Regions from separate parts of the Homo sapiens genome. Here all the other regions are linked to region 4. A link is a contact called in ENCODE Hi-C data. All regions are on one chromosome and are shown on one strand. The core of a region is the stretch at or near the end of the contact, and the rest is flanking DNA. Distances in the headings are between cores, read along the strand shown.

What was found. Hi-C counts contacts between places; a loop is a spot of excess contacts on that map. Pooled maps may share reads with other maps.
Region 1: a loop to region 4 is called in a pooled map, with 27 times the contacts of the local background. The contact joins the promoter of ZNF345 here to the promoter of ZNF45 in region 4. A Hi-C loop is called at or near these places in 7 of 50 pooled maps.
Region 2: a pooled map shows a loop between it and region 4 (10-fold over the local background). The contact joins the promoter of ZNF383 here to the promoter of ZNF45 in region 4. A Hi-C loop is called at or near these places in 4 of 50 pooled maps.
Region 3: a loop to region 4 is called in a pooled map, with 10 times the contacts of the local background. The contact joins the promoter of ZNF527 here to the promoter of ZNF45 in region 4. A Hi-C loop is called at or near these places in 5 of 50 pooled maps.
Region 5: a pooled map shows a loop between it and region 4 (7-fold over the local background). The contact joins the promoter of ZNF568 here to the promoter of ZNF45 in region 4. A Hi-C loop is called at or near these places in 5 of 50 pooled maps.
Region 6: a map of gastrocnemius medialis shows a loop between it and region 4 (20-fold over the local background). The contact joins the promoter of ZNF570 here to the promoter of ZNF45 in region 4. A Hi-C loop is called at or near these places in 1 of 168 maps with a recorded cell type or tissue (gastrocnemius medialis) and 13 of 50 pooled maps.
Region 7: a pooled map shows a loop between it and region 4 (11-fold over the local background). The contact joins the promoter of ZNF585A here to the promoter of ZNF45 in region 4. A Hi-C loop is called at or near these places in 5 of 50 pooled maps.

The regions. Positions count from the first base shown.
Region 1 is chr19:36,849,450-36,852,490 of GRCh38, reverse strand. ZNF345 (zinc finger protein 345) reads right to left here and starts at 1,615. Exons shown (of 3, transcript NM_001242472.2): 1 at 1,523-1,615; 2 at 587-661. It also overlaps a transcript of ZNF790 not described here. RefSeq lists an enhancer at 1,853-2,092.
Region 2 is chr19:37,216,764-37,219,463 of GRCh38, reverse strand. It overlaps ZNF383 (zinc finger protein 383), which reads right to left and starts at 1,250. Exons shown (of 6, transcript NM_001387601.1): 1 at 1,190-1,250. RefSeq lists an enhancer at 1,135-1,624.
Region 3 is chr19:37,369,411-37,372,376 of GRCh38, reverse strand. It overlaps ZNF527 (zinc finger protein 527), which reads right to left and starts at 1,278. Exons shown (of 5, transcript NM_032453.2): 1 at 1,151-1,278. RefSeq lists a silencer at 879-1,188 and enhancers at 1,219-1,528, 1,699-1,748, 1,769-1,908.
Region 4 is chr19:43,933,781-43,936,724 of GRCh38, reverse strand. It overlaps ZNF45 (zinc finger protein 45), which reads left to right and starts at 1,443. Exons shown (of 10, transcript NM_003425.4): 1 at 1,443-1,801; 2 at 2,031-2,299. It overlaps ZNF45-AS1 (ZNF45 antisense RNA 1), which reads right to left. Exons shown (of 3, transcript NR_184050.1): 3 at 911-2,944.
Region 5 is chr19:36,914,891-36,917,590 of GRCh38, reverse strand. It overlaps ZNF568 (zinc finger protein 568), which reads right to left and starts at 1,259. Exons shown (of 7, transcript NM_198539.4): 1 at 1,000-1,259; 2 at 1-12. It overlaps ZNF829 (zinc finger protein 829), which reads left to right and starts at 1,300. Exons shown (of 6, transcript NM_001037232.4): 1 at 1,300-1,580; 2 at 2,340-2,461; 3 at 2,569-2,626. The coding sequence starts at 2,424. RefSeq lists enhancers at 1,175-1,554, 1,615-1,664.
Region 6 is chr19:37,467,895-37,470,987 of GRCh38, reverse strand. It overlaps ZNF570 (zinc finger protein 570), which reads right to left and starts at 1,632. Exons shown (of 5, transcript NM_144694.5): 1 at 1,431-1,632; 2 at 601-684. The coding sequence starts at 633. It also overlaps a transcript of ZNF569 not described here. RefSeq lists an enhancer at 1,458-1,957.
Region 7 is chr19:37,171,236-37,174,067 of GRCh38, reverse strand. ZNF585A (zinc finger protein 585A) reads left to right here and starts at 1,373. Exons shown (of 5, transcript NM_001288800.2): 1 at 1,373-1,441. RefSeq lists enhancers at 1,147-1,441, 1,283-1,472.

The DNA of each region.
Region 1 (3,041 bases), core at 366-2,865, 7.1 Mb after region 4:
TACAGGCGCGTGCCACCACGCCCAGCTAATTTTTGTGTTTTTAGTAGAGACGGGGTTTCCTCATGTTGGCCAGGATGATCTTGATCTCTTGACCTCGTGATCCGCCCGCCTTGGCCCCCCAAAGTGCTGGGATTACAGGCATGAGCCACTGCATCCAGCCACTATCAGCAATTTAATCACTAGGTATATATTCTAAAGAAATGCAAGCAAATGTGTACCAAAATATGCGCACAAAATGATCATAGTCACACTGCCTGTAGTAGCCAAAAATTACAAGACAAATGTCCATCAAGAGTAGAAGGATAAGGCCGGGCACAGCAGCTCACGCCTGTAATTCTGTCTCAAAAAAAAAAAAAAAAAAAGAAAGAAAGAAAAAAAAAAGAAAAAGAAAAATTAAAACCATCTGACAAATCAGTAAGGGAAAATCAGGTGTGGGAGGTGGGGTTTGAAGACACCACATTTTCTCAAAATGGAAACTCCAGGGATCAGGTCATCTCATAGGCAAGAATTTTCAAGAGAAGGAAAGCAACTATGTCCTGACAAAGAAAAAGGGATTTTTCTTAAACAAGAGGACAGGACAAGCTACCTTGCAGGTGCCTTGTGGATGTTCAACAGCCATTCTTTACTCCTGTTCGGAGGCCTCTATCCAAGCAGGGCAGGGCTGAGGAAGGAGAAAGCAGTCAGGAAACATCAGGTTCTTCTGAGAGGGAGTTGGTTTGACTATGTCAGAAGTTATCTTTGCTCAGCCCCTACTGCCCATCACCTACAGAGGAAGGTCAGAGAAGTCTAGGGCATCCTGCTTAATCCGGGCATCACAGACAACGGTAGGGTCAATGCCGTTCTGGGCAGAACCTGTCCCTGAGCTCACAGGGGTCTCCAATGGCTGAAGTCACAAAGACAAAGACTCCCCATACCTACATTGGCTATACGGACACATAGTCACACAAACTCACTCACACCGCAGGGACATAAACGTCACAGGCACCCCAAACCTAAACACAACACACAATCACACACTCATACACACCACGGGGGTAGACACGGACACAACCACAGAGTCCGTGGGCATCTCTCAAATTCCCAGTGACATACACCTTGGGGTCACAATGACAACAAATTCACACGCACCCTCCATCAACAATATCACCAACGCGCGCGCACACACACACACGGAAGCAGCCACAAACCTCAAAATTAAGGCATACTACACACAGTTCGGCAAATGGTAGTAAACACACACACACACACCCCAAGGGGACATACAGTCACAACCGCGGTCCAGGAACCTCACACTCGCAAACACAGTGCCCAACCCGGTCACAATTAAACTCTACTCACACCCGCACAAACATAAACAAAAAGTCCTCCTCCCCGCCCTCACAGTTCCATACACGGTCGCACAGACACACGCCCCCAGTCACAACCGTACACACTCCTCACAATCGCTCCTTAGCCTGTTCCCCACGCAGCCCACACAGGTCGGGAGTTCCTGTCGCGCCAGGCTCCGAGCCGCCTCACTTACGCCTGTTCGGATAGGGTCAGCTCCGTTCTACTAGAATCCACACAAGTCGACCCTAGCTATCTCACAAAGCCCCAAGGCCGCTTGCCCAAATCCGCGGGAAGATCCCGCCCACTCCTCAAGAGACAATCTAGTTATCGCGGGAGAGTGCCCTGGGCCTAGAGGCTTCTGGGAAGTGTAGTCCAGAAAGCGACAGGTTGCCGAAAGCTACAGCCCAGCCATCCCGATTCCCCTGGCGCGGACTCTGGCACCAACAAAACTATCTCTTTGAGGTGAGCTGCCCATCGGAGCCTTCCGGGAGTCTCACCTGACAAGGAGTCCCTAGACCAAGCTTTAGTCAGGCTCCTCTGAGCCCTTTTTGCTTGGCCAGGCCTCCTCCATAGCCTGCGAACAGCACTTCAGCAAGAATCCAGCTAAGCCAGTTTAGTAACAATCCCCCCACTCTTGATACTTAACTTCCTCTTAGTAATTTAGCATCCTTTAACTCCTTCACCCAGCCCGTTAGCTATAAATCTCCAGCTGCTGTTGTATTGGAAGTTGACTATTGCAATAGTCTTTAACCAAGTCCTTCTTGCCTGTTTAAGTCCTCTGGGGCAAGCTTTCTTTCACCCCGCCCAGCCTCAGAGGGCGGCTCCCGGGCTTCCGCCCCTCCTCGGGAGACATACTGGACCGCAGGGTCTCCTGGGAAACGTAGTCCAAGCCTCGCCGGGGATAGATGGGCCCAACTAAAGTGTGCTGCGTTCTCTGGGTCCTGAGGCGGCAGTCTGGCCGCAGTGACCAGACTAACTGTGCCCCGGAGGCTGCTTGGAATTCCACTTAACGCTGGAAGCACGCAGACGCTCTTGAGGCGGGCAGCTGCGTAGCGTGTGGAGGAGCCGGGAGAGCGCACCCCAATGTGGCACCTGAGCGTCTGGGACCGAACCAGCATGGGGAGTCGGAAGGGGACAAATCCGCGATCCCAGTCATGCATGTGAGACTGGGCAAAGGAAGGCTCGAGTGTGTGTGAGACCGCGGTGGGCCTGCTTGTGCTGGTGGGATGAGGGGTGTCTGGGTAGTTGAGTGAAAGAAACCGCGTGCGGGTCAGATTGGTGTGTGTGTGAGAGAAGTGAGGTCAAGATGTGTGCAGCTTTGGGCGTGGGGAGGTCATATTGAGTGTGTGGAGGTGGGGGGGGCAAGATCGTGTATGGATCTGTGTATGAGTGTGTGTAATCACCTGAATGTGGGTCACTGCGTGGGTAGCTGATACTATGACTGTGGAGGAATCTGAACCTCCAAGTCTCATTTTCTCTTTAAATTGTGATAACAAGGTTGTATCTTCCTGGTGCAGCAGTTTTAAAGGGGGGAAGCTCCATTACTGATATAATAAAATAGCATTTTTTATGTAAACATTTAACATTCAGACATTTCTTCTGAACTAGAGTACAAAATCAGTTATGAGTACTCCAAGTAGTTTAAAAAAGAAACCCGTCATAATAGATGCATATGGGGAAGATAAATAGTGAAAGGGGAACTTCCTTTTCAC
Region 2 (2,700 bases), core at 1-2,500, 6.7 Mb after region 4:
GACCAACACGGAGAAACCCCGTCTCTACTGAAAATACAAAATTAGCAGGGCGTGGTGACACACGCCTGTAATCCCAGCTACTAGGAAGGCTGAGGCAGGAGAATTGCTTGAACCGGGGAGGCGGAGGTTGCGGTGAGCCGAGATTGCGCCATTGCACTCCAGCCTGGGCAACAACAGCGAAACTCCGCCTTAAAACAAAACAAAACAAAAACAGAGAAGTGTAGGCTGTCATGAGCATTCTTGGTATCAGAGGGGTGAGGTCTCTCCTCTCGAGAATCTGTCCTGACCTCACAGGGAGAGCTGGAGTCACAAAGACAGTCACAAGCACCCCCTACCCAATGCTGCAGTCACCCAGCCACCATGGGGACCCACATAGACCTCCACAGGCACGCCTCACCCAAACAATAACACTATATATGGTCACACAATCATTGTCCCACATCTACCTTGAGGATAAGTTACACTAGCATATTTACAGACCCCTCAAACATAGCACCATTCAGAACCAGAGTGCTACAGATAGTCACAATACCACACGCACTACTGAGCCACACAAAGTTACAGTTCCCCCCTCCCCAGGACCCCTATTGAGCACTACACACAATCACACATTCAAAATAACACAATGACCACTAGGACACACATATCACCCCGGCACGATTACACGCACTTTCCAACCGCAGACACAGTGCTACATAAAGTTACATGGTCACACTCTCACATTCTCACGTTACTGGGTTATTTCTGGGTAGTAGATTTACTCAGTAAGGCATCCAGTACACTTAAGTGCTGCTAACAGTCATACAAACACAATTACACACACCCCTCAGACTAACACACAGTCACAGCCTCATCAGATTCTCTCCACACAAACACCCTCCACAAATGTCACGCAAAGTTACACAGCCACACACAATCACAGTCCCAACACGGGACACAGTCATACCTACACATACAGCCTTACATTGTTACAATTACACAACTACAACGAGGATATACAATCACACCCGCGCACACAGAGAGGCACAGTCACATAAGGTCACACTCACACACGGAAGCCCACGCCTCGCGCCCGCCTCCCCACCACCCCCTCTATCAGCCCGACCAACTCATACATGCCCGACACACTCATACATGCCCAACACTCCAGACCAGCCTGGTCAGTCCCTTCAAACTCCCATGCACGTACCTGCGGGCCCCAGCCGAGCCTGCAAGACCCAGGCCGCTCACCGCGCACTTCCCCTACCCTTGAGGCGGAGGGTCCAGCAGGCAAATGAAGGGGCTGCCCTGGACTCGCGGGGGCCTCTGGGAAATACAGTCCGGAGTAGGACCGCGCCGAGAAGATGGCGCCTGTTTTTTCGGGTTCTTGCAGCTGCACAGCTCGGGGACATCCCTGCTCCGCACTCCGAACCGCTACCCCGCGTCTCCGTGATCCAGACACAGGCTCAGAGTGAAACTGCCGTAGGACGCTGGCCCTGCACGCTGAAGACAATCTTCCTCCATGGTACCGGCCAACCCCAGGGAGTTCCCTGAGAAACAGGAAAAGGTCGCCAGCTTCGGGCCAGATGTTGACTAGAGCCGCAAGGATTTTTGGGAACTGTAGTCTAGAGCAGGAAGGGGTGAGGCGCTGGGGCAAGTGGAAGGAGGTCGCTTAAATGACTTCCTGCCCCAAGCCGACTCAGTGCAGAACGCACCCAGGACCCCGGACTGTACTAGGCGTTATAACGCTCTCTGAGAATGCTAGACTGACTAAATCGTCATTTTTGCCTTCATCCGTGGATAAGCCACATACTGTATGACTGCATTTATAGGAAATATTTAAAATAGTCAAATCTACGGAAAAGGAGTAAGTTAGAGTTTTTTAGGACTAGCAGGATTAGGGGGAACTGTGAGTGATTGGTAATAGCTAAAGGGTTCATTTTTGGGGTAATGCAAAGCTTCTTGAATTAGATAATGATGTTTGCACAACTCTGAATACACTAAAAGTGACTGAATGGTACACCATAAACGAGCTAATGTTATAGTTTGTAAATTATATTTGTGTGCATGTTTTTTAAAAATCAACTTTACTGAAGAATAATTTAGATACAATAAAATGCACTCATTTTAAGTGAACTGTTCGGTAAGCTTCAACGCATGTCTAAACCCTTGTCACCACCATCGTAATCAGGATATAGAATATTTTTTAAAATTAAAAAATTTTTAAGCATTTTAGTTAAATTTTTGTGGGTACATAGTAGTTGTATATGGGGTACATGAGATGTTTTGATACAGGCATGCAATGCGTAAGAATCATATCATGTAAAATAGGGTGTCTATCCCCTCAAGCATTTATCCTTAGTGTTACTGGATATAGAATTTTTTTTTTTTTTTTTTTGAGTTGGAGTCTAGCTGTCACCCAGGCTGGACTGCAGTGGCGAGATCTCGGCTCACTGCAAGTTCCGCCTCCCGGGTTCAAGCGATTCTCCTGCCTCAGCCTTCCGAGTAGCTGGTATTACAGGTGCCCGCCACCATGCCTGGCTAATTTTTGTATTTTTAGTAGAGACAGGGTTCGAGCTCACAGGCTGGTCTCGAACTCCCGACCTCGAACTTCTGACTTCGTGATCCGCTCGCCTCGGCCTCCCAAAGTGCTGAGATTACAAGCGTGAGCCACCGCGCCCGGCGGATATAGAATATTTTTATTCACCGCCCTCTGCCCCC
Region 3 (2,966 bases), core at 29-2,528, 6.6 Mb after region 4:
TACTTTGCACTAGGCAACTCAGTCCCTAGCAGTTATTTCCTTAGTGTAGTGCAGCTTGAAATTGTCCATAAAAACTGCAGCAGGGCGCAGCGCCTCACGCCTGTAATCCCAGCACTGTGGGAGGCTCTGGTGGGCGGATCATGAGGTCAGGAGTTGGAGACCAGCCTGGCCAAACATGGTGAAACCTCGTCTCTACTAAAAATACAAAAACTAGCTGGGCGTGGTGGTGCGCGCCTGTAATCCCAGCTACTTGGGAGGCTGAGGCAGGAGAATCACTTGAACCTGGGAGGCGGAGGTTGCAGTGAGCCGAGATCGCATCATTGCACTCCAGCCTGGGCAATAGAGTGAGACTCCATCTCAAGAGAAAAAAAAAAAAAAAAGCGAGACCTCTAGAGCTAAACTGCTTGGGTTTGAGTTCTGGTGCTGTCACTTGTTAACTGTGTGAACTTGGGTAATTCTAATATTTCTGTGCTTCATACATCAATCCCACAATCTCATATATACACACAAATTCTCACCCAATCACAAATGTATAGAGTCACACAAACACACCCATAATCTCACACAATACACAGCCACATAAGCACAAAGATAGATGGTAACATACAACTACACCAACAGAGATAAACAATCACACACAATCACACACAAAGTAGCATACCACAGAAGTCACACATCTTGTCACAATTACTGATACAAAACTATACCTGCGGAGACAGATGGTCATAGTCGCACAATCACACTTGCTGTCACACACATTCAAACGCAATTGTATCCGCAGAAACAGGTGGTCACATAACCACACACATGCATTTACACAAACACACAATGTCACACCCCAGTCTCTCATAAACACATACACAGCTACACCTGCAGAGACAGTCACACACAAACACACATATTCACAGTTTCACCCCCAGACACAGATGGTTACAGTCACACACAAGCGGGCGCACGCGCACAAACACACACACACAGTGACACAAGATCACATTCTGTCACACCCGCAGCCTGTCACATAGTTGGTAATACAGTGAAACACACACGGCCTCCCCAGCGACTCCTGCCGGGTTCCCATCCCTGGCGCGGCCGGGCCACCCGGAGCCCGCCCTTGACTTCCCGCTCCCGCCCGGGGCCCGGCCCCACTCACCTCCCGGCGCCGCGGGCTCTGCAAACGGGCCCCGCGACCGAGACCCGCGACGTCACCTCCCAGAATCCTCCGCGAGGAGGAGCGAGGCGAGGACTGAGGCATGCAGGACTCTGAGCTCTGCGAGATCTGAACCAGCGACACCGCGTTCCCCATGGACCCCGCGAACCACGAGCCCCAGAACGCTTTGCGCCACGGCCGTCATCGTTGAACTACATCTCCCAGAGAACCCCGCGGCCCCCTCCACTGCGCGCCTGCGCCACGGGGGCAGGTACCGGAGAGGGCTGTGTGCGGTCGTAGGCTCTCCAGTGACCTTGAGCTGCTGTGTTGGGGAAAGCGGCCAGGCTGCGCGCGGGGCTGACTGGTTGAATGCTTGGGTGTGGTGGTTCGTGTGTGACTGTTGCTGCACACCTTTATGCTTGCCGACGAAAGGAGCGGCGGATTTTGTCAGTGCAGGGAGCTTCTGTATTTTAAATCACGTCCCGTGATTGTGGGTAGCTGAATGTGAAAGTGATTGTGGATGAAAGAGACTGTGGCTGACATTGGGGGTGACCGTTTCTGTTACTGTGAGGATACCACTGATCCGATGTGTATCTGACTGTCTCCTGGTCTTACTGTTCCTTCACCCCCATCTCCTGCCATGGGCGGGGTCTGTGGTATCTTTTATTGAGGCAATCTCGGCGCTCACTGCAACCTCCGCCTCCCGGGTTCAAGCGATTCTCTTGCCTCAGCCTCCTGAGGAGCTGGGATTACAGGCACCTGCCACCACGCCCAGCTAATTTTTGTATTTTTAGTAGGGATGGGGTTTCACCATGTTGGCCAGGATGGTCTTCATCTCCTGAACTTGTGATCCACCTGCCTCGGCCTCCCCAAGTGCTGGGGTTACAGGCATGAGCCATCGCACCCGGCCTATTTTATTATTATTATTATTTCTCAATTGGTCAAAATAATATATTTAACATTTTAATATTATTAAACATACAAAAGGCCACACTTTGGCCCTCCTCTAGTCAAGCAGTTTCCTTCCTGGTGAAAGTCCATAGGCAGAAACATGCCTGCAAAGATCTCACAACCTTCTTTCAGACCATGCTCTGGGTATCCAAATCCCCAGGATTTCCTGTTCAAATGGACTCCAGCCTGCTTCCAGAGCCTGTATCTCCTCTGTGTCCAAAGACCCTTCCCTTGATCTGTCTTCCAAAGGTGGAATGTGCTGCCTATCCACAAAATGTGGCCAAATGAGAGCAATTTGGTAAGGCTAGACAGAGCTTAGATATGCAAGCTGGAGTGTCCACATGTGGGAATAGAAGACCTCTTACGATGTGGGACAAGGATGGCAGTGGGAACAGAAGGGGACTGGCTGGGGACCTCCATCTGTACTGTTGACCCAGGTCTCTACATGTCAATGACAGGCTCATTTATGTATAAACTATTTTGGAGACCAATGGTCTTATGATGATGGTGGTTTGAATTAGGGTCATCACTGGAAGAGGCAATGAGAAATTGTCAGATTGGGATACAGTTTGAGTGTAGAACTAACAGAAGTTGCTGATGCTTGGTTGTGAATATAGGGAAAGAGAGAAGTTCAATATAATGCCTAAATGTCTTGAGCCCCTGGAAAAATGGTAGTGTTATTTACTAAGATAGGGGAAAATGAGTATGTGGCAGTTATCTAGGATGGGGTGGGTGGTGAGGTATCATGTTAAGTCGCAGATGCTTGTTGGATTTCAAAAGAGTGATATCAAGTAGGCATTTAGATATATGTGTGTGGAGCTCAGTGAAATGTTGGTACTAGAGATACGAATTTGGGAATTTCAATTAA
Region 4 (2,944 bases), core at 194-2,693:
AGATTTTGAAATGGCATTGATGCAGGGCAGTTTCTTGGCTTTGCTCAGGAAAGAATTCAACAGCAAGCCAGCAGCGGAAGAAAGCAGGTTTATCGAATCAACAGTGTTAAAAGCTCAGTGACTGTTCCTTGCAGACCAAGACTAGCCCACAGGCAGTGTGCCCAGAGTAGCAGCATATGGGCTGTTGGCTGGGTATATTTATACCAACTTTTCATTACATGCAAATTAAGGGGTGAGTTACTCGGAAATCTCTAGAAAAGGGGTTGGTAACTTCCAGGTGTTGCCATGGCATTTATAAACCGTCACGGCGCTGGTGGGAGTGTCTTATACTGATAGGTAGCAAAGGGAACTTACAGGTTGCTTTCCATCACTTGCTGGTTTCAGCAGGTTTCTTATCTGATCTTGGAATCACGCCCTGCTGGTCTCCTGCCTCAGCCTAAATTGAACATTGTTCAGATGTTTACAGCTACTCCTATGTAGTCAACTTCCATTTTTTCTTCTTTACCCTTTCATAATAAACTTGGAAAAATATTTAGTTTCTACCTAGGAGAAAAGTGAATAGTATAGCTTTCTGTATTTTTTGCACTTCATGTCTTAATCCCTCACTTCACCTCCCTCTCCTTACTGAATATTCATAGACACTTTGGCAAATCATAAGACACCTTTACAGATTCCTGATTCTGAGAGCAAGAAGTGATGTGATTCCTTAATCTGAACTGAATGTTTTCAAGATTTTATATAGGATAGAGCCTATTCAATACTATAATACTTTCTTCAGTATCCTGCGAATGAAAGAAAACTAAGCGCAAGAAAAGTGGAGAATTTTGCTGCTTTTGTTTCATGTCCTGCTGGATGATTGCATCTCCTTTTTTGAGCATTTTTAATCACAGATGAATCCATACCCATATTATAAAAGGCTTGTTGCTCTGGGCGGCTCTGGCCACCTCTTTTATTACCTCTGTTTTTAGCTCACACATAGCATTCCTTTGTATTTTCCTTTTTTTTTTTCATATTCGCAACTTCTGTCACGTATAAAAGGGAACAATGGCAAAAGGAAAAAGCAGGCTGAGCTCTACAAGCAATGACTTAGACTCCCCCCGCTAATTCAAAAGGAAAATTGCAGGCTGGCGGGAAGCTCAGCCCTACAGAGGATTCTGGGACGTGTGGTCCAGACTTTTGGGGGCACTTCAGCTCTGGGAAAGCGCGGCTTTGTTATTTGCTCCCCTGGGGAAATAGGAACCTATACCCCAGTGCTCAGTGGGTTCGGTGGTACTTCGACTATTTGAGGACGAGAACACGAAGCCCGCTCCCCTTGGGGATTCTGAGAAATAAGATTCGGCCGTGGGAGTCGAAGCCCGCACTTCCGCCCAGGGGGCGGGGCAGCGGCTTCCGTTCCTCCCGGGGATGCTGGGAAATGTAGTTCCAGAGCTCCCTGCTCTCCCGGGCACTTCCGCGGCAAGAGGTTGAGAGCGCGGCCTTCATTCCTCTCGTGGAAGTGAGTGAGTCCTGGGACCCCGCGACCTGTTTTAACTTTTATGGTTTGGTCGTAGGATCAGCAGGGCTCGCACTTCGGTCAGCAGGAAAAGACGCTGCGGCGAGCAGCGGAGGGCGGAGTTGAATGGCTGGGCAGCTGATTGCCTTACTGTATCCGGAGCTGCTGCGTTCGGGGCGGTTCGGGAGTCCCCTGGTTGGAAGTGGACCTGAATGGGGAGGCGTCTGAGGATCTCCTGGGCTCTCAGCGGCCCGACCCGCCTTCCCCCACCTCCCACAGCTCTGTAGCTTCCTAGCGGTGTAACGTTGGGTGAGAACTTAATCTTTCGGTGCTTAGTTTCTGGTCTTAGTTTCCTCTTCTGCAAAAGGAAATATTAACCTTATATATTTGTTTTGACAATTAGTAATATAGTACAAGTAAAATGTGTATGGAATAGTACAGGAATGTGGCAACATGTCGGCCGTTAATATTAAAACTATCATAATAAAAAATATTCATTTTTCAGCAAGCGCCTGGCTCTTCTTTCTGATTCCTGCAGGAAAGGAGGCTGTTCTTGGACTATGCCTGACCCGTTTTTTAAGAAAGAGTGCATCACTCAACAGGTGGCGTCTGGAGTTATCCTCTGTGGATTTTCCAGGATCTCAGACAAGATCGTGCAATCTCCCAGCCTCCTTTCCTTCCCCTGCCCTGACTTCTGAAAGAATGCTGCGGGAGAGGAGGAAGGAGAGCATCCTGGCTTCTGGCAGCAGAGCCCCACTGTGACAGGACCTAGCATTCACCTTCCTCTTCTGTTCCGAGTGCGAGAAGGTATTTCATTCCTTGCAAATGTTTCTGCTACAGAAGTGTTCCGTTATTGTATAATTGGAGAAAATGTGACATGAATATTAGTCACACTAGTTAAACATTGGGTGCTGAGTATCACTCTGAGGGCTTTATAAAAACTAACACACTGAACCTTCACAAAGGCCTTGTGTTGTGGGTTCTGTTCACCTTACAAAGGTGATGTGGGTATTGTGATATGGGTACTGTTATTACACCAATTATACAGATGAGGAAATGGAGAGAGCCTAATTTACTTTCCTATATCACAGTGCTAGTAAGAACAGTGGGATTTGTGTCCTAGACTTGGGTTCCTTACATCTGAATACCCTTGGTCTCACAGTTTGAAATCCCAATTTAGAATTAGGAAATAAAATAGATAAATGATCCATATAAATAATCATAGGAAACTGGCTGCAGAGGAGCCATTTGAGATCAAGTTGGGGAGGGAGGTTGGAATTTTACTGTAGAAGATTTTGAAAGCAAGGTTGAGTTTAGACTTTAGAAAATTTTGAAAGAATTCTCATTTAATTTTAAGCAATATTAGTAGTTCATATTTTGATCATAGAGATGCACGTTCTCTGTACAGGATGTAGAAAATACAGAAATATAAAATATTACAAATTTCCTTAA
Region 5 (2,700 bases), core at 10-2,509, 7.0 Mb after region 4:
CAAGACACAGATCTGAAACATAAAGACACAAGGGGGTTAGAAAATGAAATTCTTAAGAAATACAATAAAACTTGAAAAGCAATATTATCAGACAAAAGAGAACCCGGACTAAAAGGCATTCACCAGGATAAAGAGGTATGTTTCTTAAGGTGGTAGACTGGAATTTTAGTCCAATTCCTCACACCCTCTAATAGATTATTATTCATACTCTTTGCGAGGTAACTTTGCTCTCCAACTGTGGGCATAATTGATTTTAGGCTTAGCCATGTGACTTGCTCTGGTTGAGGCAATCTCTCTTGCGCTCTGGTGACCCATCAGGAGCAGAGCATGCCCTGGCAACAAATGTCCTTTTGGCCTGAGACCCTGAAAGAACACATGCGGCGCAGATCTTAACTCGTCACGCAGCCTATCCACTCAGCCAAGCCCCACCTAGATCAGCTGAACACAGTCAATGCGCAAGCCTGTGAACAGGAGAGTAAGGACTTGCTGTTGTATGGCATTGAGTTCAGGGGTGGTTTTTAGACATAATTATTATCATGGCAATAGCTAACTAACATACATAAAAGCAGCAAGTCATAAGATAATAATGAACCTGAAAAGTTCGCCAAGGAATAGTGGAAAATTACAAAGGGCCAAGGGCTACTAGGGTAAAAAAGACAGCAAAGAAGACTACAGAGGAGTGGCCAACAAGGAGGGAGGATCAGTAGAAAACAAATAAGTGTTTTTCAAGCCGTTACCAACTGTGCCAAATGCTACAGAAAAGCCAGCTCAAGACAAGAACTACTAGACATATTACAATCACGCACACTTCGCCACGTTCACACTCGCTACAGCCTTAATCATAATCACACACATATCACACATTTCATCATAATCCCGCGCAACCAAATATCACAATCACCCCATCAGATTATTCGTGCCGTCACACTCACACACACAACCACACACCCACACTAACTCCCATCACAGTTTTTTGTCCCATCAACTGCAACCACTCACCATTAGCGTACCCTGAGCACTCCCCACTGCCGCTACTCGGGACACTCTGGGCCTTAGAGGATCCGTGTCCCGTCAACCGCGAGTCCCTTGCTCGCCCCCTGCTGCGGGGACTCGGCAGCGTCACCTGCCGGAAACACCCGAATGTTCATCCCGCGCGCAGTTTCTGAGATGCTGGGTGAAGGCGACCCGCAGATAGGTCTGTGACAGACGCCTAAAGCGCCGAACCATCCCTCCGCGCCAGCGACGTTTCCGAGGACAACACCTCCCAGCAGGCCCCGCGGCCCCACTCAACTTCCGGCCAGAACACATCTGCTTTCCTGTGTGAGGGTGAGGCTTGGGCCGGGTTCCCCGGGAGGCTCATCTCCATTGCGCAGCGCTACGGCGACCCGCAACTCCGAGGCTCGGCTGGATGTTGAGAGTTGAGGGAGCAGCCGTTTCGGGTGGGCCCAGGCGAGGAGCTGACAGGAATCGGCGTGGGTCCCGCTCTGGACTACATTTCCCAGAGGGCCTGGTGGCCTGCCACTTTTCTCGCAGGAATTCGAACGTTTCGTCACTCCTGGCGGGACCCTTAGATCTGGGAGGTGAGATATTTTGGTCCCCAGGAGAACTGGCTCAGGTCTGCAAGTTCCCATCCGGGATGACTGGAAAGGGCTTAGGTGAGGATACCGAAGACCGATGGGGAGCTGGCGCCTTGGGCCCCTGCGGGCGGAGCGGCCTGAAAGGTGGAGGTTGTGTTTGGGAGGCCGAGGCAGGAGGATCACGAGGTCAAGAGATCGAGACCATCCTGGCCAACATGGTGAAACCCCATCTCTACTAAAAATACAAAAATTAGCTAGGCATGGTGGCGCGCGCCTGTAATCCCAGCTACTCGCAGGCTGAGGCAGGAGAATCACTTGAACCCGGGAGGCGGAGGTTGCAGTGAGCCGAGATCGCACCACTGCACTCCAGCCTGGCGACAGGGCAAGACTCTGTCCCCACCCCACCCCACCCCCCCAAAAAAAGAGGGGAGGTTGTGAAATTGTCTGGGAGATAATAACACTGCGGCTTATGTGCGGATATGGGATACCTGTCACTGTGGGGGTTGTGGCTGTGTGTTCCCGTGGTGATGTGTGATTGTGACTCTGCGACAGTGTGGGGTGCCTACGATTGTGCAGCTGTAATTGTGTGTTTCCTATGGTGTGTATGTGATTGTAACTGTGTTGCCGTGTGTGGCTCCTTGTGGGCAGGTGAGACGTGCATGTCGCCTTAAGTGTGACTGTCCCTAAATGTATGTGGCATTCTGTGTATGAGTATGGGGTCCTGTCAACTATGCGATTGTGACTCCAGAACTCTGTCTCTAGGAAACCTCTCTGAGGTCTGGTCAGATTCCAACCCTGGACAGCAGTGAACACAACCTTTCCCCTGAGCCACTGGAATTGGACAGAATGCCCCATTCTCCTCTGATCTCCATTCCTCATGTGTGGTGGGTAATGGGGCTGGGGAAGAACTCTTACTTGACTAATCTGGGTACCAAGAAAAACCTGGTGTCTCACAGTTACTCTTCCCTCTCCCAATTTTACCTTTCTCCAGGTGTCACCCAGAAGAGGAGGAAAGAATGCATGATGAACTTCTACAAGCAGTATCCAAGGTGTGTTGGGGTTTCCTCTTTTTCTTCTGAAAATTCTTGCTTAAAGGAATGTCATTTAATTATAGGTCCCTATA
Region 6 (3,093 bases), core at 383-2,882, 6.5 Mb after region 4:
TAGCTCACGCCTGTAATCCCAGCACTTTGGGAGGCCGAGGCAGGTGGATCACCTGAGGTCTGGAGTTTCAGACCATCCTGGCCAACATGGTGAAACCCCGTCTCTACTAAAAATACAAAAATTAGCTGGGCGTGATGGCGCACACCTATCGTCCCAGCTACTCGGGAGGCTGAGGCAGGAGAATCGTTTGAACCCAGGAGGTGGATGTTGCCGTGAGCCATATTGCGCCACTGCACTCCAGCCTGGCAACAGAGTGAGACTCTGTCTCAAAAAAAAAAAAAAAAAAAAAAAAGAATAAATAAGAATGTACTCACCACATTACAAGGAAGCTAGTGTTGCTGGAACTGAGTGACTGAGTTAAAGACAGGATGAGAAAAATTAGATGAAGTCAGAGGGACAGTCAGGGACCAGATTATGCAGGGCCCTGCAGGTCAAGACAAGGACTTACGCGTTTATCTTGAATAAGATGGGAATCCAATGGAGAGTGTTGATAAGGGACATGACTGGTTACCCAGAAACGTTTCAGCAGAAGGAAAATTAGTACCTGCTTGTTTTGAAAAGCAGACAGGTATTCAGGAAATCGAGAAAACACCAACACACCTGGTACATGGCTTTAAGAAGCCCAACAGCCATTCTTTCTTCCTCCTGGCTCTTCTCTTGGGAAATAGCAGTGGCCTCAGATGACTGAGATGGGGAAAAGAACATGAGAAACTAGACTTTTCTTGCAGCATCCAGAATCACCAGTCTAGACTTTTTAGGATTCTCTTTCCTCCTCTTGCAACCTTCCCTCCAATAGAGAGAGCATAATGGAGACCTAGGAATTTGTTTGCATACAATTTAACTGATGCCTAAATCATTTCCCAATTCCTTAGGTTAACAACAGATGTTCTAGGCTTTACAAATACAGACTCAGAGGAATGTAAGTTTTCACATAAAGACACAGAACTAACAAATAAGAGCACCAAGATCAAATAAAAGAGGACCTGACCCCACAATCCTCCTCTCCAATAAATCAGTGATTCTGAAACTTGGTGGCACATTGATATGACTTGGGCTGGCTTTAAAAGCCTCTCCGTGGCACACAGTCTCTCACTCAATCCCCCACATAATCAGAGTCTGAAAAACTACAGTGCCAACCACCGTCTTACCCACGCCACAGTCAGAGGCCATGGGTATGGACTGCCTCACACGGGCACCCTTTCCCATACCGGCAAGGCTCAGCCACCAGGGTATCTATCACAAGCGACAATCTCACAACCCAGTCACAAAGAAGCCGCGGGTATCGGCCCAACAAGGTGCAGCGAACAGTCGCCCGCTCCCGCCTCAACTCACAGCCTCACATTCCACGGTGCCATTGACTTCCTCGCACCCAGTCACACAGGACGTGGACAGGCACACGGGGTGACAGCCTCGCACTGAACGGTACCAACCTCCACTCGCACCGGAGTCACACAGATGGCCTGCGACGAGCTTCCGGAGACCCACACGCCACTCCTCAGCCCACTCCCGACCTGCAGAACAGAACTGGTGGAAGATCTCCTTCCTGCCCCGAAGGCTCGGGGAATCTGCACTCGGGTCTCACCGCTACCCTTAGTTGGATGGAACCCAGCCCTTACGGGCCCGGAAAGAAGCGCCTCAGCTGCCTCCGCCCCCGGAGGACACAAAGGGGCCGCCGGCCCAACTCCCGCGGGGTCCGCTGGGAAACGTAGTCCGGAGTAGAAAAGGTCGCGGCGTCGCAGTGTCTGGCAGCAGCGGTGCAGCTCCGCGCAGGGTTTGTAACACGGCCTCCTCCCCACCAGGTCCTCCCACACTGGCCTCTCCCCGGCCTTCCAGAGAGCCCGAAAGTCCGGATTCCCTGCAGCTCCGAGCCTGGCCCGGTCACAGGGACGGGGCCCAGCGTCACACTACACGGGCTGGTGTGGAAGTGCGCAGGCACAAGCGCTCTGCGCGCCTCCCTTAGCAACCAGGGCGGGGAGTTGAGAATCGCAGGTTGGCCGCAGGGAAAAGGTTTGTGCGTGGGAACGCGCTAGTGGCGCGTCTACTCAAAATGGGTGGGAGGCGAATTCCTAGAATTGTGCTGGATACCCGAAAAAAATTGGGAGGGGAGCGGGGTGGGGGGGATGCAGGGTGGTAAACTGCGCAAGCGCACTACACTCCTGGCAGTCTCCCACCCGCTACCCTCAGCCTGGCACGGTGGCTCACGCCTGTAATCCCAGCACTTTGGAAGGCCAAGGTGGGCAGATCACGAGGTCAGGAGTTCGAGACCAGCCTGACCAACATGGTGAAACCCCGTCTCTACTAAAAATACAAAAAAATTAGCCGGGCGTGGTGGCACGCGCCTTAAGTCCCAGCTACTCAGGAGGCTGAGGCAGAAAAATTGCCTGAACCTGGGAGGCGAAAGGAGGCGGAGGTTGCAGTGAGCCGAGATCGCGCCACTGCACTCCAGCCTGAGCGACAGAGCAAGACTCCGTCTTAAAAAACAAACAAACAAAAACCTCGTGACCTCAAATGATCCGTGCGCTTTGCCCACCCAAAGTGCTGGGATCACAGGCGTGAGCCACCGCGTCCGGCCTATTATCTCTTTATTAAAGGTATTAAGACCGGCCCCGTGCGGCTCATGCCTGTAATCCTAGCACTTTTTGAGGCCCAGGCGGGAGGATCGCTTGAGCTCAGGAGTTCGAGAGCAGCCTGGGCAACATAGCGAGACCTTATCTCTACTAACAAACAAACAAAAATCAGCCGGGCGGAGTGTCCCTTGATTGTGGTCCCAGTTACTCGGAAGGCCGAGGCAGAGAATCGCTTGAGCCCGGGAGTTCGAGGCTGCAGTGAGCCAACATCGCGCCGCTGCACTCTCCAGCCTGGGCAACAAAGTGAGGCTCTGCCTCAAAAAAAACAAAACAAACAAAAAAAAAAAAACACGAAAGGCATAGAGAAGTTAAGTACCTAGTCTGAGATGACACAGCTAGTAAGGCCAAGTCTGTTTAGAAGTCAGGCGGTCTGGCCACACTACTTTTCGCTCACGATCCCGGGTCATGAAATCCAATAACACTGTCACACTCACAATCGAGAAGTCCAGAAAGAACAAATACATGC
Region 7 (2,832 bases), core at 124-2,623, 6.8 Mb after region 4:
ACTTCCACAGATGTTTCCTTAGACCGTCCTTTCGGAGAAGAAAGAAAACCTGAGATCAGCAGAGTCTAATTCTCTAAACATATTTTTAAGCCGAGTCCCAGAGACAGACATAACTGGCCTGAAGGCATCCAGCATGCCCACATCAGAGTGTAGGTTCAATTCCCTGAAAACAAGTTTCCCACCTGCTGGAACTGAACACATTGGGTAGTAATTTCCCACCACTGTTCAGGTAGAACTTCCTGTCAGAAGCTGAGCTGTGAATCATGTTTAGGAGTTCACCAAGTGAAAGGAATTGTATCTTTACAACTCCTCATCCACACCCTCCAAAAAGGGGAGTAAGGAGGTTTCAGAATTTCCACAGAGGAGAAGCTAAGGGTCAGAGACTGCACTTAAAGCTTCATTGACATGGTAAGGCGATTGTTATTAATTATATTTTAACTTCAAGGTAAATAAAAACAGTCTTCTTTAGGTGCTTTTAGTAACACGTTGGCCATACTAAAGACTATTAGTGTTGTTATTATTGCTGCCTACTATAGTTGCACTTGAGGTATTTAGTGTGGAGGGTAATGGGTGATTCAAATCTCTATTCACCTTCCCACCCGACCCAGCCCTTCAGAAGGGGACGCCCGGACTTCTCCTCCCTCCTCTGGTGGTATCTCCCAGGAGAGGATTGTATTAATACTATTGGACTTCTACCCTATTTCCCAAGGCGGTTTCTCCCATTAAAAGTTGTACCACTCTTCCTGCAGCCTACTACTCATTCAGATGTCTCTCAGACTTTCAGGGTGGTTTCACTCAAGAGATGACTCCCCTAGTGACCTTTCCACCTTTTCCCTGAATGGCGTCTGTAAAAAATGGACTGTACTATCCTGATTCCTCCTATCATCTGCCTGTGGTTTCTCCCAGGATCCCCTTCACTTGGTGATTTTTCCCTGGCTCCTCTATTCCCTGGTAATTATTATCCTCAGTGTCCTGTATTCAGAAAGGTAACTTAGCTTTTCTAAATATAACATACAGCACCAGACCCACATTTCCAGTAACTTTCTCCTCCGAAATAGAAGCCTAGTCAGACAAGGGTCACACTCCAGCATCCTATGTAACTATACCTGCCTCGCTCTAGGAAACCCTGCCAGCGGCCAATTCCTCTGCTCTACGGAATGGATATGCTTTCAAAATGGCGGCCCACGCGAATAAACACCATAAGGGCGCGGCCATGTTCTCTGCCGGACAGCGCCACATTACGGAACCTGTGCGCTGTGTCTGCGCCCTGTTGACTGTTCGAGGAAACTGGCTTCCAAGTTTATTCAGAGCATGCGCCATATCAACAGCCTACAAAGGGGAGGTGCTAGAAGTCGGACCGGAAGTGGAAGTGGTCTTCCAAGGCTTTTTTGCCGCTGGTGTCAGGAGTATTTTCATATTCCAATACCGATAAATCTTTGAGGTGATTTTGGTTGATCACGATTGGGGTTTCTGTGGAGCCAGTAATAGGGGGTGTCGAGGTTGCCTGTGGAGTTAGTGATTGCGGTTTCAGGCTTCGGTGATGGGGTTCTGTGGCGTCCGTTGTTGATTGTGACGGATTTCTCAGGTCATTGATGGAGCTCTTTGGGATGAGTGATTGAGGTTTGGGGGTCAGTGATGGGAGTCTGTGGTCAGTGACAGAGCCTGTAGGGTCAGTTATGGTGATCGGTGAGGACTGTAATCAGCTTGCTTTCTAACCTGAGTTGAAAGTTCAGCTTTTTAATTTTCAGTCTTCTTTAATATAAAAATTCTCAAGTTTTGGTGAATCTTTGTATTAAAAATTGTTCAAATCTAAGTGGTTTTTTCTTTGATCCATGAGTTATTTAGAAGTTCCTTTTTAAAGTAATGTCTGTTTAATGGTCAAATTGAAAAATTGCTTTATGACCTAGTTCGTGGTCAGTTTTCATGAATGTCACATCTATTACATAGAAACAGTGTACTATGTTCTCTAATTGTATTGTTATAGATATTAATTAAGCATATATTCAAAAAATATATCTGTCTCCTCACAGATTATTTTGTCTGCTTAATTACAGAGGAAGGTAAAGTACTCAACTCTGGAAAGGTTATTTGTCCATTTGTCCTTCTTTTTCTGCTTTATATATGTGAAATTATTAGGAATAACTATGTGCACTTTTTTTTTTTTTGAGATGGAGTCTCGCTCTGTCACCCAAGTTGGAGTGCAGTGGCGCGATCTCAGCTCACTGCAACCTCTGCCTAGTGGGTTCAACGGATTCTCCTGCCTCAGCCTCCAGAGTAGCTGGGATTAGAGGCACCCGCCACCACGCCCAGCTAATTTTTTGTATTTTTTAGTAGAGACGGGGATTCACCATGTTGGCCAGGCTGGTCTCAAACTCCTGACCTCAGGTGATCTACCTGCCTCCGCCTCCCAGAGTGCTGGGATTACAGGCGTGAGCCACTGCGCCCGGCATATGTGCATTTTTAATACTTTATAGATATGACTAAGTAGCTCAAAATATAACAATTCAAGCTTATACCAACAATTTATAAAATAACTCATTTTCCCAGATGCTTTTCCAGCAGTGGATATTGTTGCATTTTAAAAGTTTTTAAAATTTTGAGGGAAAATTATATCTAATTGCTCCAATGCATTTTCCAGTTACTAAAGTTGGCATCTTATTTGGTTAATTGCCATTTGTTTCCTTTTCTGTGAATTTTCATATCTTTTGTCCTACTTTTTTTTGTGGTATATTTTAACATAAAGTTAGGAAATATCATCTAATCAAAAGTATCTGATTTTTCTGTTACAGAGTCTGTGTTTCCTCTCACGTGTAATAAGATCCCTCCCAGCCC